Regions from separate parts of the Mus musculus genome. Here region 2 is linked to region 1. The links are chromatin loops, found by intact Hi-C in ENCODE. Cell type or tissue: gastrocnemius. All regions are shown on one strand. Links, peaks and the distances in the headings refer to the core of each region. The heading gives the core; the rest is flanking DNA.

Region 1 (2,909 bases), core at 114-2,613:
TCCTTAAACTGAACTCAGATCTTCAAACTTGACCAGCAAGCACTTGACTGACTGAGCTATCTCCCCTCCCTCTAGCTCTTTGTTTTAGAACCACTCACAGCTTCTGCCCTTTAGGCCAGACATGGAATCAATGAGTACTACCTGGTGACTGGCATAAACATAGATACCGAAGAATGGTCTCAACCAGTCTTTCTGCGTCCCTACACACAATTTGTGAGATATTAGAAAATACTATTAAGCTACTAACAACAAATAAACAAACAAACTAGATATAGAGAAAGAAAAGAAAAAGAAAAAAAATCCGAGATATACACTTTACTGTGTATATTGTAAACTACAAGAGACTGAAAGTCACTTGTGTGTTGCTCTTGGCAAACACATCCCGTGTTGTCAGCATCCTCCAGCATTTCACAGAGGATTTGGGGCAGCATAAACACAGAAGGGGCTGTTACCCTGTAACTACAAAAACAAGTGCATGCAGCCTTCCTTGGAGCTGCCCCAGATGGGTGGTGGGAGTAAAGTGGCCTTGGATGAAAAGCTGAGAAGTCATGGGGAAGAAAATGCCAGCAGTGAACTTGCAACACTCTGACCTTGATCTGCAGCCCTGTTCTCTCCTCAGGACTCCCTGAAGTAACCACCCAACCTGGAAAGACACATCTGGTGGGCCCACGCCTTTAGCTCCTAGCTATTACTGCAGGTGGTGATACACATTTCGCTGGCTTGGGCTCCACTGTTGACAGAGCCACGTTTTCTGACTGCCCTGCTCATTTTAGGCACCCTTCCTCTGAAAACCTTGCTTGGTAGCTCTGCTAACAGTCAGGGCAGAATAATTTGACCGGCCTTGCTAATAAGAGTAGGTCTGAAGTATGAGTCACCCTGGGAGGTTCACAGCTCTGAGTCTGCACACTCACTACATAGAGAGGTGGCAGAAACCCATGGATTTGGAAGCTCATGAGTTTGGGAGAGGTGAAAATTGCCATTTTACTTTTGTTTTTATACCTGGTAGTTATCACTCCCCTTGCTTCTCTGAGAACAGCAGGGACTGGTTCCTGTAGGTGGCAGACTGAGTAGGATTCAGGCATCTCTGACCACCAGCCCTTGGGTTGCTCTGGGGAATCAATTACAGGACAGCAGGTGTCAGCTCCGTGGCTGAGCACAGTGGGGACAGCCTTTCTTGGCAAATGGTTTACTTTTTCTTTCCTTCTAAGTGTGCCTGTCCTGAAAGACGTATAGGACTTTCCCGATGCTCGGGTCCCCACGTAGAAAGTGGTGAGGACTGAAGACAGAGTGCACCCACTTTCCAGATATTTATCTTGTGATTCCTATTGTTAGCAAAATCACATACCTGAGGAAGGCAAGTCTTAGTTAAAGGAATGGTGTGCTCCTGGTGGAGGCCATGTATGGGTGTGAGAACTTTTGGTGCCTGGGTGCTTTTAGATTCAGCCCATGAGTAAGTTTCCAGACTGTTAGGCCTTTTCTTTCCAGAGTATAGTGGTTCAGCTGTCCAGCTGCCACCACCACAGTGGTCTCCAACACGAGGCACGTGATTGAGATACGTCCTGGAGGTTTCCTAGAAATAGACCATAGCCCTAGAAGTTCTGATTCTGTTGCTTTGGAGTAAGGGATCACCAAAATGTGCAACTTTAACAAGTCTACAATGGTGCTGAATTAGCCCTACCTTGGGGAGCAATGGTGGTCTTCGTGTCTATGTCCCTAGGGCTGTGCCTAGTCTGGGGTTCTAGTGGCTATAGCTGCCTGTTGGATCTTGACTGGGATAAATTTAGGGGCCTTGCTCACGTGATTCATGAGAGCCAACTTCTTGGTGAGGCCCCTGTCGAAGACTCTGGCTTTGGGCTTAGGTTTCCAGGGGTTAGAGCAGCAGTTCTCAACCCATAGGTTGAATGGCCCTTTCACTGGGGTAGCCTAAGACCATCGGAAAACACGGATATTTACATTAGGACTCATATCATTAGCAAAATGACAGTTATGAAGTGGCAACAAAAATCATGTTATGGTGGGGGTCACCACAACATGAGGAACTGTATTAAAGATTCTGAGCATTGGAGGGTTGAGAGTCACTGCGTTAGAAGATGTGTTGACCTGCAATCCTGTGCGAGGAGCTAACGGTACCTAAGAGTACCTCAGATCTTATTTCTGATTGCCTTTGAGCCACAAACAAGACAAGCACAGTTAAAGCCCCACTTGGTGCTGGGGTGGGTCTCCTGTGACCCCCTTACCTTCTGTAACCAGGGTGGTCTCTCTTGGCCTCCGGCCTGTGCCCCTGCCTCCCCTTCTGAGCCCCACCAGAATGCACTGCAGAGCCTGATGAAATTTCTAATAATACTAACCAATGATGTGTTAAATTGAGACACTTCTGGCTCGGCTGCCGGAAACCCGCACGACGGTTTAAAGGACCAGCGCTTACCTTTCTCTATCAATTTGCTGCTAAATTACTGCTTTCAGAGAACTTATAGAAAAGTAATTCTTTATTTAAATTTTAATTTCCATCTTGTCATTTTAAATATATATTCAGATTCCAATCATATTACAGAATATGATGATGTCTCTGGAGGGTAAATGACCCCTCTAGGAGCCTGGGTGGGTACAGAGGATGCAAACGAGTGGGTGGAGGGGAGGGGCTTAGCAAGGAGGGAGAGACTTCAGTGACAGGCTCAGCTGAGGTAGAAGACAGAAGAACTTCAGAGGTCTATCTTGGTTGGGACCCTGCTGTGTGACCCCCCCCCCCCCCCAGACTTTGTGTGAAGTCCTGAGGGCCACCTGTAAATGTCTGGGACTACTAGTCACTTGCCATGCTTGTACCACTGTGTGAACTGAGCTAAAGGTGAACTCTAGATGAAAAGGGGTTGCTGGGCCAGTCTCCACTCCAACAGCTCGTATCTAACTGCCTC
Region 2 (2,909 bases), core at 118-2,617, 61 kb after region 1:
TGGGCTAGCAGCAGCAAGGCCAGAGCAACAGGGGGCACTACTGCCGTCAACAGTGGCTCTCAACCTTCCCAATGCTGCGACCCTTTAATACAGTCCTCTGTGTTGTGGTAACTCCAACCACAAAATTATTTTCATTGCTGCCTCATAACTATAATTTAGCTGCTGTTATGAATCATAATATAAATATCTGATATACAGAATGTCTGATATGTGACCCCTGTGAAAGTAGCGGCCCACAGATTGAGAACAGCTAGCTTATGTCGACGCCCAGTGCCCTCACTAGAAACCACCATGGGCAGCTACCCTGCTACTGTCCGACCCATTCTCTGCACACACTTCTCTAGCAACCCAAAGAACGCAGACCCTAAGTAGACCCTACCTGAAGCCTCAGGTATGAAACTGGGCTGAGATGCTCACAGTGGAGACGACACCCAGTCTCTGCTGTCACATGCCATGGGAACTGACCTTCCTAGCAGGCCCGAACTCTTGTCCTTTCTCCCACTACTGGTTGGCCCCTCGCTCAGTCCTTCCCAGTTGTGGTTTTCTGTCTGCGGCTTGTTCTCTTCCTCTCATGTGGCTGTGGTTTGGAGTCTGGCTAGAGAGAAGGGCTAGGAAATTACTGAGCTATTTTGGAGCAAACCAGGTTCCATGTGTCTAGGGCAGAGGCAGGGCATCCCTTCAGAGAGCAATGGGCACCGTCTTTTACCTGGCAGAAGCCTAGGTTATATTCTCAGAAGCAGCTCAATACTGGCTATAAGGCTCTCACCCTGAAGGGATGGAAGCCATCAAATGGACCTGCAGAACCTCTCTCTCACCTGGAGCCCTGGCTGTTGGCACCAGAGGCCACCCTTCTCCAGATGGCGAACAGCTGGCTGCCAGATGTGGCCAGCAGGGCTGGCAAGCAGGCTGTCCTGGATAGAGGTCACCAATTCAGAGTGGCCAGGGCCTGGTGCCCAGGACAGGAATGTATCTGGCTGGCCTGGGGAAGTGTGCCTGAATAATCATCCATATCTGCTCCTGTCTAGTGTTACTTCCTTGCCTGCCTTGCTGGGGTGGTGTTTTCATAACAGGAAAATAAAATCAATAAGACACTGCAGCAAGACGTCAGTGTGCTGCAAGCTGGTCTCCAATAGCTCCATTGTCTCGGGTCTCCGCTGGGCTCTGCGGCCAGCAGTGCTGTTATTAATGGGAAGCAGGGCTGAAAGGGGGGTTTTGAAAATCGTAGAGACAAAGGCGCAGAGTACCTGGAGAGCATCGTCCACCACCGCAGCTACCTCACAATGGCCAGCCCGGGGCTTCTCCTGCAACCTTTATGAAAGCAGGCAAAGAAAAGCGTGCACACACACGTGCAGCACACACATACACACTCATACACGCGCACACATGCAGCTCCTGGGAAGTGCTTCTGAATGGCTGGCAGAGGCAAAAAGGCAGCCTGCAGAGCCTCTGCTTGGCTGAGGGGGAAGGAAGAGATGACCATGTTGCTTGCCTTGGCCACCAGCTGCCCCTCTGTGGCTCAGTCTGCCTGAAGGGGTTTGTACAACCTGCAAGAGGGGGCTCCAGAGTCCTTTAGTTCAGCCCAAAGCCAGCTAAGGGCCTTGGGGACATTAGTTTCCACATTCCATTTTATACAGACTGGCTTCTGCCTCCATTCTGGAGGAATCATCTCTTAAAAAGAAAGAAAGAAAGAGAGAGAGAGAGAGAGAGAGAGAGAGAGAGAAGGAGGGAGGGAGGGAGGGAGGGAGGAAGGAAGGAAGGAAGGAAGGAAGGAAGGAAGGAAGGAAGGAAGGAAGAAAAAGCAGACTCATCAGGGGAGCTAATCCCCTGCAGTCATTGCTGGGATGAGTTCTAGGTCCTCACAGCAGCTCCTATAACTAGTATGTCTGGGGACTCTCAGCAATGAGGCAGGCATGTATGCACTGACCTTACAAGCTTGTGGTGAGGCTCGCGGGGACTGTAGACATGAGAAAATCCACCGTGGTGATGGCACTGTAATGGGCACTTGTCCCTGTGTGGCTAGTATGGCTGCAAACTCCAGCCACTGAGGACCCCCCCCCCCCCCGGGTTACTTATATGATTTTAGTTTTCCTATTTAGGGAAGTGAGCATTGCCAACTTGGCAATACCCCTTCCTCACTCAAGCAGTAGCTTTTAATCAGCACACGTGTAGCGTTGGCATCTGCTTGTCTTCCTCCAAGTTGGTTACAGACAGAGCCTGTCTGGTAAAAAGAGCCATTTTAACCTTCAGAACCAACTGCAATGCACTTTATGGAGGTCATGGCTCTGGGAACAAAAACCAGGGGATAAGGCCTCTGTGCTAGCCTGGGCCTGGGCTGTTGCCTGGTCCCTTCCCAGAAAGGATAGCGGGTCTTACCTTGGTGGTGGCTGCGGAGGCCGAGCTGACCACAAGACTGGTGATAGCTTCACTGCTGCCGGTCGTGCAGGGAGCAGGAGCCGTGGCGGGTGTGGGCAGCCGGGAGGGTACCACAGGCAGTGGTAGGAGGCCCGGTCTTGCGCTGAGACTGCTGGCTGTGCTGCCACCAGCACCGGAGGTGACGCTGCAGACGCTGGTGGCCCCGTGGGTCCCATTGACGCTCCACTCACGGCGGTCCCAGCCTATGCGGTAATCTCTTTCGAAGCGGCTGTGGTGCCTGGACATCTCGGTGGGCCGTGGCAGCTTCTCACAGGGAACCAGAGCCCGGACCTGTCAGCACAGAACACAGGAGGGTGGTTTAAGCAAAGAGTAGCTCTGCCTTGCCACAGGGAGGTGGCAACCACCAGCTGCTTATGTTCGGCCCCTGCTCTGGGTCCAGTAATGAGTTTTCAAATACTCCAGTCTCAGAGTTTGAGCAAGTCTGTGAATCCTCCCATTCTTTATCAGCCCCACTTCTCAGCTGATGAGGAACTGGC

Evidence for each region. Hi-C counts contacts between places; a loop is a spot of excess contacts. Peaks named below come from ENCODE experiments on the same cell type or tissue, not always from the same donor. Only the 100,000 strongest peaks of a DNase experiment are listed, where the experiment ranks them.
Region 2: it touches region 1 in a loop (2.1-fold over the local background); 3 of 42 quality-filtered maps call a loop at or near these places.

What each region holds. Positions count from the first base shown.
Region 1 is chr12:5,146,971-5,149,879 of GRCm38, forward strand. The region is part of intron 3 of Klhl29 (kelch-like 29); the gene reads right to left. Among named protein-coding and RNA genes, the nearest start is that of Gm51980, 130 kb to the right of the region's middle. In gastrocnemius, for the core only: a CTCF peak has its summit at 1,060 (motif pointing right); no DNase peak of the experiment used is centred there; H3K27ac peaks cover 566 bases.
Region 2 is chr12:5,207,559-5,210,467 of GRCm38, forward strand. Klhl29 (kelch-like 29) reads right to left here. Exons shown (of 14, transcript NM_001164493.1): 3 at 2,374-2,703. The coding sequence starts at 2,658. Among named protein-coding and RNA genes, the nearest start is that of Gm51980, 73 kb to the right of the region's middle. In gastrocnemius, for the core only: no CTCF peak of the experiment used is centred there; a DNase peak (open chromatin) is centred at 1,431; H3K27ac peaks cover 1,516 bases.